Linked DNA regions of Mus musculus: region 1 is linked to region 2. The links are chromatin loops, found by intact Hi-C in ENCODE. Cell type or tissue: left cerebral cortex. All regions are shown on one strand. Links, peaks and the distances in the headings refer to the core of each region. The heading gives the core; the rest is flanking DNA.

Region 1 (5,371 bases), core at 212-5,211, 140 kb after region 2:
CATTTTGGAACCTATAAACCAATGAAAATATTTCTAATTGACCTGTATATGCTTGGAGAGATGGGTCCTGATTGCCTAAGTTGCACTGACTTCTGTGAAGCTGGAGACTCAGCAGGGTGGGAGGGAAGGGACGTAGGTATCTGGTTCCAGCCTGGGAGGGAGAGTAAAAGTGTCCAAGAGTACACTGAGGAAGGGAGAGCTGCATTGGTCTGCGTTTATGTACCAGGAGGGCTTTGCGGTGAAAGTTCTCCCTCCTGGTGAAGGGCACTAGACTGGAAAGCTATGAAAATAACAAGCTTGTGCCAAGTCAGGGCTGTGTGGGTGGAGTCACTAGTTGGAGCCCTCCAGGAACTTAGATAAGTACGTCTAAGCTATATGCCCTACTTTGGGGAATCTCAAAATCATTTATTCTTGGCCTATCCATTGCTCTAAAGATCTGTATACTTTGGGGGGTGTATATATTTTATTGGGGGGCAGCAAAGGGGGACACAAGTTCTTCAGCAATTCCAGACTTGTGCCCTAAGGGCAGATGGACACATCGGGTATGTTTCCATCATCTTCATCAGGAACTGGGCAGCTGAAGAGTGTGGCCTGCTTGATCTTGGTGGCACAGTTAATGCAGGGGCTGAGAGCATAATTATAGCACTATGGCCACCGTTGGCACTGGCTCTTTCACCCAAGCATTCTTTTTCCTTTGTTTCTGAAAAAGGGGTCCTCTACCTCCTGAATGCTGGGATTAAAGCTGTGCACCATTACACCTGGCCAAGATCTCACTTCTTTGTTGTTTTTGCTTAGATGGAGGGGTCTCATACAGCCCAGGCTGGCTTTGAACTTTCTTTTTTTTTTCTTTTGGTTTTTCAAGATAGAGTTTCTCTGTGTAGTCCTGGCTGTCCTGGAACTCACTCTGTAGACCAGGCTGGCCTCGAACTCAGAAATCCGCCTGCCTCTGCCTCCCAAGTGCTGGGATTAAAGGCATGCGCCACCACGCCCGGCACAGCTTTGAACTTTCTATGTAGCTGAGAATGACACTGAATTCCTGCCTCGGTCTCCTAAGTGCTGGGTTTAGAGATATGTATCCATCACCATGCCTGGTTTTAGGAGGTATTGTGGATCACACCCGACTTCATGTGTGCTAGGCAAACACACCACTATAATACATTCCTAGTCTTTACCCAGTCCTTAGCTGCCAGATGGGCTCCTGTAACTGGGTGGACCTTGCTTGACACAGTAACAGTCCAACCTGAAGAAACTGAACTGAATGTCTCTGAAAAAAAATCTAAATGTCTTTTTTAAAAAATGCAATACTTTGGTGGCACATGTCTTTAACCGCAGCACCTGGGAGGCAGGAGCAGGCTGATCTCTGAGTCTGAGGCTAGCCCGGTCTACATAGTGAGGTCCAAGATAGCCAAGTCCACTCAGGGAAACCCCGTCTCAGAAAAAAAGCCCCCCCAAAAAACAAAAATTGAATGCCTCTGAACTTCAAGTGGCAGCATCAAGGGAAATGCTGTTGCTGCAGGACAGTGGCTGCCACCAGGCAAAGCCGATTTGACTATCTTCCCTCCTCCCTTCCCTTTGACAGTCCCGCCCCCCATCTGTCTCTATGGGCTTTTCCAGAGCAGCCCACAGCTATCACCCACCCACTTGTTGGGCCCAAAAAAGAACAGACTTGGCCAGAGCCACACAGCTTCTGTGAAGCCTGACCAAGAATCTACTAGGATTCTAGATAGAGAACTAGTTGGCCTTCACCCTTTGCCAGCAAACTGCATCTCCCACACAAACTCTATTCCTCCCACAAGTGCCTGTGTGGAAGCAGGAGGAGGAAGGGGATTTGTTTGTCCAGGGAGGGCTGCCACTTCATCACGGTCTAATTGCTTCTCCTGTGCCTACTTTGCCACCTGAAACACTAGCTCTACTGAACACTGAAGGGGGTCAGGGTGGTGACCAATGTCAAAGCCATATTGCACGATACTACTGCTGAGCTCTAGGCACCAGTAAGGGGCACCAGGACAGCAAAGGTAAAGGGCAGGAATTCCAGTAAGTTCCCGTCCTTGGCAAGAGTTATACCCTTTCTTACAGTCTGATCTACTCAGGTCCTGATCTTAATCTTCAGAGCCTTAAAGGTCATATTCCCCTGCCTTGGGCTATCTGACTCCCAAACGACTATATTGTCTGGTTTTTGGTGATTAACTCAGACTTTCCTAGGCTCCTTTGAGTTACTAGCCTCTGATGAAAACCATGGACCTTTTATGCAGAAAAAACATCCCTATATGGAATTCTGCACACAACCAATTCAGGCCACAGAAAGCCTTGCTCCTGTATCTGCCTGCCCAGTATCTTCTCTCAAAATCATCTCCCACACTGCTGTGGCTGCCACTGTTTCTGATCCAGTCACTTCCTGTCTCCACTATGGTTACGTCCAGAGCATTGCCTCAACCACCCCCATCTGTCCTTTTTGGTTTCTCTTACCTACTCCGTTTCTGGGGACAGGTGCTGGGCTCAGACACAAAGGATGGAACTAGCAGGGTGGTAGAATAGCGAGGAAGGGGTGTGAGATGGCTGCCAAGTAGGCAAGGCATATAAGTCAGCTGGTACCAGGGTGGAACCCTTCTGAAACAAAAGACTTGAAGCTTGAGACTTGGGCATCCCCTGGTGGCCAAATGGCTTCACACAGAAGATAAACTATGGCAGATAAAACAAAAAACCAAAAACCCCAAACACCTCACCATTTATCCAGTAATGGTTTCTCCCTCACCACCACGCCATACTCCCCACAAAACTATTACAAAATACACCCCCAGAGGTTTTCTTCTTTTTTAATCAATGACCATCTTTATCCAGTTTTGGAAATCTGGACAAAGAGAAGGCTAAGAGGAGACCTGGTCCAGTGTCTAAAGGTCTCTGTGTGAGTCTGTCAGCACATGGACCCCATATGGGCCTGTCCATCAGTTGGGCACAACAGTTTTCCTGAGTATGAGCCAGTCCCACCCTCAGGGCAGCATCCTGGTCCAGAGAGGAATAAAGGCCCCGGGTTGGGCCTATTCCCAAGGCCCCCAGGACAGTCAATAAATAGGTTCTGAGCCAGGCCTGGGAGGACAGGGTATGAAAAGAGTGGATCAGCTACCCAGGGATCCCAAAGAGGTCCTGGGAACTCTCCTGCTCTTCTTTGACAAGGAAGTAAATAAATAGACCTTAAACTCAGGAATAGGGGTGTTGGGGCAGGGGATCCTTCCCCTTGGAGTTAGTAATTAAATTCCATGTTAAAAACAAACCAGCCCTACCCCTACCAGCATCTACTAAATCCTACAGGGTAGGGCAACGGGCTAGCCTGTCTGGGGGTACACAGTACCCAGCCCTGCAGAGTCCTGGAGGAGGCTTCACGTTTGTTCAGCAGCCCCTGGGGCTCCTTCTTCCTTTGGGGGTGGCTCCAGGAAAATAGGGGTGACTGATGGTGGCTTCTTCACTCTGAAACATAACAGATGAACGGTACAGAGGAGAGGACATGCTTCAGACCCAGAAGGCCATTTCCTAGGGCAGAACGGGGTGACTCACGAGTAAGGGGAGGCTGGGACCCCCACCACCAAAAAGTGGTTCTTCTTCCGAAATAATCTCCACAGGCCCCGGTGGTTGCCACGAACATCCAGGTCCCAAATATGGAGGCACTAGCAGGGATAGAGTAGGAGAAAGAGATGGTCAAGAAGCCGTGGAGATGATTCTCTGAAGGCCTTGCGGAGCCTCACCCTTCAAGAGGAAGCATTATCTGGAGTACGGATTTGAGCAAGGGCTTAAAAGAGAGGTTCTCTTCTTTGTTTTTTTGAGACAGGGTTTTTCTGTGTAATCATAGGCTATTCTGGAACTCACTCTGTAGACCAAGGCTGGCCCTTGAATCAGAGATCTGCCTGCCTCTGCCTCCCGAGTGCTGCATGAAAGGCCCGCACTATACCTGGCCAGGAAGTGAGATGAGAGAAGTAAGAGTGTAGGAGAAGGTTCTGAGGTTGAAAGCTCTCTAACAAAGACTCTTGCTAGCATAGCAGGGGCAGCGCATGTTGATGCGGGCGCTACTGAGGGAGGTGCAGCCTGAGGCACCTTGGCAAGCTGAGTCCAGGTGGCGAAGTCATCATCTGTCTCCATTCGGATAAACGCCACATAGGTGTGGCCCTCCGTGTCTGGCAGGAAGGAGTCTTCACAAGGGTCCTTGCTGTGGTCCAAAACCTCGGCCTCACTGCATTGGGGTAAAAAAAAGTTAAGGCCGAAACAGGGCCTACTTCCTAGATGGGACACACAGGGCCCTGAACTTGAGTTAATGCTCCGCTGCTACCTTCTTTCAGTTCTTAATGTCTGTACCAGAGCACACTGGTTTTTATTTTCTATAGTGCCCATTAACGGTGTCACCAAGGAAGCTAGATTCCTTACTCCCTGCCAGGCATCCCAATTGCCCTAGGGCATACCTGAGCAGTCTGTGAATTTCCACTTCATAAGCTTCTTTCTTCAGACTGAAGGGGAGGGAGAAACATATCAGGAGAGTCCCTCAGGTCCATGGAAAGGAATGAGCAGGGCAAAGGGTCACACGGGGAAAAGGTACAGCAGGGCTGAGGTAAATTCCCAAGGCCCCAGACAGGAAAGGACTAGCAAGCACTGGCCATCAAGCCTTAGATACCCACCCCCTTAGCCTGCTGCCAGTCTCTACCTGTCTACATTCCTGAGCTGGACACCTGGAACTGTGTTGAACTTGTGCTTCTTGAAGTAGGCCTCCTGAAACAGGAATGAGGACAGAAGGCCAGGACTTCTTGGTGTGGCCCACACTTGCTCACTGACCTACTGAAGATCTACAAGACCCAGGGCCCTCCGAGTTGCTGTCTTTGGCAAGCTCTTACTACCTTTAATTTGGTCTGGTCCCTTGGCTCAAGCTACTGACCCGTAAACTAGTCCTGTTCCCACTGGCTTTCCCCAGATTTGCTACAGAGACTTAGAAGTAAAGAGAGATGGAGGCAGGAGGATTAGAATTTCAAGACCAGTCTCAGGCTGAGCTACAAGAGACCTGAAAACACAAGGGGTAGGGGTGTGTGTATCAGAGGGGGAGGAAGGGAAGACTGAGAAAGAGACACCGGTCCGTTGGATGTAGCCAATTGCAAAGATGGGTTAGAAGGAAGGAAACTGCTGATTCAGGTTCCATGAATGGCGCGAGGAAGCACTTGTCCTTCCTTAGTAGATAAGAAATATGGTAAATATTGGTAAATAAGGATTTTATTAGCTTCTCTTGCTTTTAGGAGGTTCTAAATTAAATATATCCCTTTCAGCTGTACTGTTTCAAATGCACTTTTTTGTTTCTTTTTGTTTTTTTTGAGACAGGGTTTCCCTGTGTAGCCCCAACTGT
Region 2 (5,339 bases), core at 340-5,339:
TGAAGAAAACTAGATGATTGGGTGGAGTGGAGTGGGTTTAATGAAAAAACAAGCAATGATCACTTAGCATTTGAGAGGGCACTGTTTCAAGTGATAACTGTAGGGAAGTTTCAAGTGAGGAAACAGACATTGAGGTGAAAGGAATGAATGATCAAGGTAGAGTTTAAGAGTAGAATGAGGACACTCAAATTCATATATATATATATATATATATATATATATATACACACATATATATATATATATATTTTTTAAAGTATCCCTGTGAGTGTCTTGCTTGCATGTGTATCTGCACAACATGCATACAGTGCCACAGAGGCCAGAGAGGGCTTAGATCCTCTGGAATTGGAATTATGTTGTGACCTGTCATGTGGGTCCTAGGAACTGAACTTGGGTCCTCTAGAAAAGCAGCTATCTCAGTAGCACTATACACCCAGCCATTTTAAATGTGGATGATGAAACTGAGTGGAAAAAAAGATTACCAAAAAAAAAAAAAAAAAGCCAGGCATGGCTTAATCCCAGCACTTGGGAGGCAGAGGCAGGTGGATTTCTGAGTTCGAGGCCAGCCTGGTCTACAAAGTGAGTTCCAGGACAGCCAGGGCTACACAAAGAAACCCTGTCTCAAAAATAAATAAATAAAAATAAACAAAACAAAAAGATTGCAGGGAGGAAATAGAATCCAATATACATGGGACTCTGGGTGTGGGTGTGGTTGGAAGGGCTACCTATTGTGATTTAACAGAGGGAGCTCTATAGCTGTAGGCAGGCGTGAGGGTCTGGGGATGGACAGGATGATCGTCAGCCTTCCTCTTAAGTCCAATGCATATGCGATACAGAGATGTCCAAGAAGATAAGTTCGGTTGTCTTGGGACTAAAGGCACAGCACAAGGTAAATAAACAGGTATTCCCTGACCATGCCATGTGGGTATTGTACCTTGAAGAGGGACAAAAGCATAAACTATAAAACTAAGTCCATTTCTCCTAGTCGCAGAGTAGAAAAACACTTCTGAGTATGAGAACCAATAAAATGCATTTACTTGAATGGGTGTTAAAGGGAGGAAATGGCTTTCATTTAATTTTGGATTTGTGTCCTTTGGGAGGTAGAAAGGTTTTTGTTTGTTTGTTTGTTTGTTTTTGTTTTTTGAGTTTTAATTTCCTCTTATAGGAAGGAGAACCTCTCTTGGCCCCAGTATGGACTTCAAGCATGCAGAACTTCTTACCTTACTCCCTAACCTGCTTTAGCCCACTGCCCTCCATGCCAAGAAAACCAAAAAATGCTTCACTGCAATGTCTTTATTGCATCTGGAGCAAGTCTGCCAACCATTCCAAGTCTTGGAGAAGGTTAAAAAAAGGAAAAAGCCCCAACAATGTTCTCACCTTACCTTCCCCCCACCCCTTCCCCACAACCGCACAGCAATGTCTGAACACATTTGGTGACAAGAACAATTTGCAAAAGTGGTCTAGAAATTACATTATGAATTGTTCCAACACAAGACACAGTTGGCTTCCTTCTGAGTCAGTTATTTTTACATAAACTACATGAAATTTTTTTATTACATCAAAGACAACAGAATAGATTCTTCACAAGAAACAACAAAGTACCAAAGTTACATGCGAGGATTTGTAAGGAAACAAGGGTGGTTGTCACAAATGGCTAGAGCTAAGTCAAGAATGAGCAGTTGGCAGCAAAGGACCAAGAATGGACCTCTGGTGTATGATGTCATGGAAACCTCAAGAAGATCTAACTGGCAGTAGAGATCATCCTAGAAATCAGAAATTGTTCAAGTACATTTTTTCTTTAAAGTTCTGGAGAATGGGTGAAGCTGGTACCTTGCAGAGAAGGGACACAAGGAAGATGCCACTCGGGCTTGAGTCTGAAGTAAATGTAGAAAGCTTGTGTCTTAGTAGTGTGGAGCTGTAGGATGTCTTCATCTATTGCTGGAGCAGTGACAAGAACATAAACAACCTACCTAAGCTGAACTATGCCAGGTGGAAACAGCTTTGTTTTGTTTTGTTTTTATTTTAAAAACTGTATCTAGCCAACCCAAAGCTGCTTTCCTGTTGGGGACTGGCTGATCTGGGGACTGGCTGATCTGCCTGCCCCTATGGTCCTAATCTGTCTCTAGCCTCTGCTTTAGTCAATGAGTCTACAGTTAAGATGCCAAAAGAGATAGTCCCAGGGCCTAGATCATGAGACAGAACTTTGAGCTAGCCTTGAGAAGAAGACCAACACCTGCTTCCAGACTCCCTCAGACAGCAGGGCCACTCTTAGGAGACTGCTCCTCATGCCATTTCCACAGCTCAGGATCAGATAAATCATGTAGTAACTTGGCAGAAAAATAAAAAGATAGCTTCCGATTTATTAAATGATCCCTGGTCTCAGCTCCCACAAAGTGGTTACTCAAAGGGAAAGAATATAGGACTGAAAACCTGTCTTTCTCCATTGTCCAGCCCAGGTGTAGATGCTGCTTTCTCCTGCATATCTTCCATGTCTGCCTACAAGGTAAAGACATTATTCAACACTAAAGCTGTATATTTTATCATTTTGACTTACTTGGAAGAGATTTCTTTAAAAAGGCGTTCAGGACATACTAAAATTTTAGTGCTGGATCAGAGGGATTCCTCACACCTAATCTTGAGCATATAACTGCTTCAGCAAGTTCAACATCAGTACAAAGTCACAGGTATTCCAATCAACAAATAGCCTGGCATTACTTGGTAAACTGAGCAAGATTTTAAGCTGGCAATTTTGAAAAAGGCCTTACAGAGTGGCTGAGGGTGGTCAATCTCCTCTCTTTCACACTGGAGCATGAACAAGAAAAAGCCATCAATGGCATGCCCTATCAACTGTGACAATTATTCAAAACTTTTGACCTATCTCTATACTGTGGTTTCTTCTAGACACTGTCACCAAAGGAAGTGCTCAGGGAAAGTCATATTCATCTTTATTTTGGCCCCCAAACTTCATCTTCCCTGATTGTAAGCCTGATGACCCAGGCACAGGCTGCTTGTCTAAACTGCCTGACTGCACATTACTGGGCTCAAGCAGCTGAGTCATACTGAGCCTGTTATGGCTCCAGAACTGACTCTGAAGCAGCTGAACTCTTAAATGAGTGTGAATCCATAAATAGATGGCTGCCCTCTCCTCTATCTAACTTCACTTAGCTGAAGGCTTAAACCACAGCCACGGAAGCATGAGAGCAGGCTGTGTGCACTGCCTTAACAGCAGGCTCACAAAAAGGGCAAGCAGGAAAGCCTGTGGATTATTTCCCCAGATAGTCTGAACTCCACGTCATCCCCTCTTCTGGCAAACGCTTCAACCACAGTATTGAATAACATGTCATGTGATGGACCCTTCACCATGGATACCAGGCCTCATGTGCCTGTGATTTACTGAGGTCTCTGACCACAAACTCGAGTCCTCCTTTAGCTACCTATGGCTCCCTAAACCCTATCCAAAAAAGGAAGGGGAGATGAAGGCAAATTAATCCTTGTATAGTTTTGGCAAGGCTTTTAAACTTGAGGAAGCACACAACAATGTTGTTCTCTATCATTATTTGGTATATCAAGCCATCTAAAAGCACTGGATTGCACTGTTTCTTTACTCATAAAACAACTTACAAGGGTTTCAAACATTTCTTTAAAGAAACACCACACAAGCACCAACTTCATTATGACTCAAAGCTTACTATTTCCACAAAATAATTCTATTCCTCATCTGAGAAACAAGGCCAGGGCAAAAGGAAATACACTGACCAATTTTAGTGTTTGTTGAAACTCACATTTCTAGTCTTTCAAGTTTTGGTACAGAAGTGTACATTCAGCTACTACTGTCCTCCCCTTAGACCTTGGTCTGGCGATGCTGCTTTGTTGGTTTTTGAACACAGTGCTTTAGAGGGAGGAGTTGGTGAAGATGCTGAAGCCTAGATTATGTTGATAAAATTGAAGTAACATCAACTGAAGGGGTCTTTTGCCTCCTTGGTTTAGATTCTGAAAATGTAATCCCATACCTCCCTATTTTCCTTTGGTTGTTTTTCCCTCCAAACCAAATCCCACTTTACCACAGAGCCAAAATCGGCTCTTTATTTGGGGGAAAGGGGAAGAGACTATCAAATCAAAACAACTCCCAGCAGAACTGTGACCTGCTGCATTCTTAGGGTTGAGGACAAAGGGATGTGGACTCTTCAGAAACTTCCAAATAAAACCCCCACCCCAACCCACAACAAGCCTTAGCTGTTCTTTTAAAGGTGCCTGACAACAAACCCAAACCCCATGAAACCAATATCTGCTTCCAGCTTAGTCCATCAGTGCAGCAGCACAGCCGAGGCCAGAGACCCTGGGCCCCTCATTTCTAAATCCAAGCTACTGCTTGGCCTCTCCATTTCACATTCACAGAATCACTTGTGCAAAACAAGCAGTCTACGTTGAAAGAATGCCCTCATCGTAGTCTAATAAAAACCATAGGAAAAAAACGGCTAGAGAGCGTGTCTCTTCCACTCTGCTTATCTGCAGAGCGTAGGCATCTGTGCATGGACAGGGTAGGCGAGCCTGACGTTGAGGGAGTCGTTGTGCTGAACCAGGGATGTCTGCTGGTAATGGAGCACCAGCTCCTTCAGTGAGCTGTACAGGTTGTAGGGTTCTGCAAAGCCATATCCTCGAGCCGTGCTGTAGATGACACAGTGCTTCACTTCCCCGTCTGCACTGAGAGACAACACAGGAAAATACTTAAGGCATGTCCAGGAAACAGAGGAAGTCCAGAGCAATTGTTATACATAGGATCCAGGCAGAAGCATCCTGTCAATCAAACACAACTGTGCCTCTTAAAGGCTTGACTTCAGGTATGTACAACCACCACCCATGTAGGCCTACTCTCTCAGCCCTCAATTCCTGTCACTCCACATACATGTCCATTTGTTAACTCCTCCTTTGTTGATTGTTGTAGCTTACAATCATGAGTGCTGATGTCAGGTGGCAGTGCTTTGGGTTGTTTTGGGTCCTGTGCATTTCAGAGGAATTTTAGAAACTTTTTTTTAATTTCTGCAAATATTCAGCTAGGGCTGTGGGCTGTTTTTTTTTTTTAAGATTTATTTATTTATTATATGTAAGTACACTGTAGCTGTCTTCAGACACACAAGAAGAGGGCATCAGATCTCATTACAGATGGTTGTGAGCCACCATGTGGTTTCTGGGATTTGAACTCAGGACCTTTGGAAGAGCAGTCGGCACTCTTAACCACTGAGCCATCTCTCCAGCCCAGGGCTGTGGGTTTTGTTAGGATCATAATAACTATGTAGATCAACTTTATGAAGATGTTTTGGTGGAAAGAAAATCAAGTTTAT

The links. Hi-C counts contacts between places; a loop is a spot of excess contacts. Peaks named below come from ENCODE experiments on the same cell type or tissue, not always from the same donor. Only the 100,000 strongest peaks of a DNase experiment are listed, where the experiment ranks them.
Region 1: it touches region 2 in a loop (2.2-fold over the local background); 1 of 42 quality-filtered maps calls a loop at or near these places.

The regions. Positions count from the first base shown.
Region 1 is chr4:116,157,271-116,162,641 of GRCm38, reverse strand. Pomgnt1 (protein O-linked mannose beta 1,2-N-acetylglucosaminyltransferase) reads right to left here. Exons shown (of 22, transcript NM_026651.2): 18 at 4,685-4,749; 19 at 4,446-4,490; 20 at 4,084-4,219; 21 at 3,550-3,659; 22 at 2,798-3,462. The coding sequence ends at 3,375. It overlaps Tspan1 (tetraspanin 1), which reads left to right. Exons shown (of 8, transcript NM_133681.4): 8 at 1-761. Among named protein-coding and RNA genes, the nearest start is that of Tspan1, 7.6 kb to the left of the region's middle. In left cerebral cortex, for the core only: a CTCF peak has its summit at 2,655 (motif pointing left); DNase peaks (open chromatin) are centred at 322, 1,620, 2,428 and 2,579; H3K27ac peaks cover 3,248 bases.
Region 2 is chr4:116,298,996-116,304,334 of GRCm38, reverse strand. Pik3r3 (phosphoinositide-3-kinase regulatory subunit 3) reads right to left here. Exons shown (of 10, transcript NM_181585.6): 10 at 1,279-4,701. The coding sequence ends at 4,503. Among named protein-coding and RNA genes, the nearest start is that of Pik3r3, 80 kb to the right of the region's middle. In left cerebral cortex, for the core only: no CTCF peak of the experiment used is centred there; a DNase peak (open chromatin) is centred at 3,122; H3K27ac peaks cover 1,203 bases.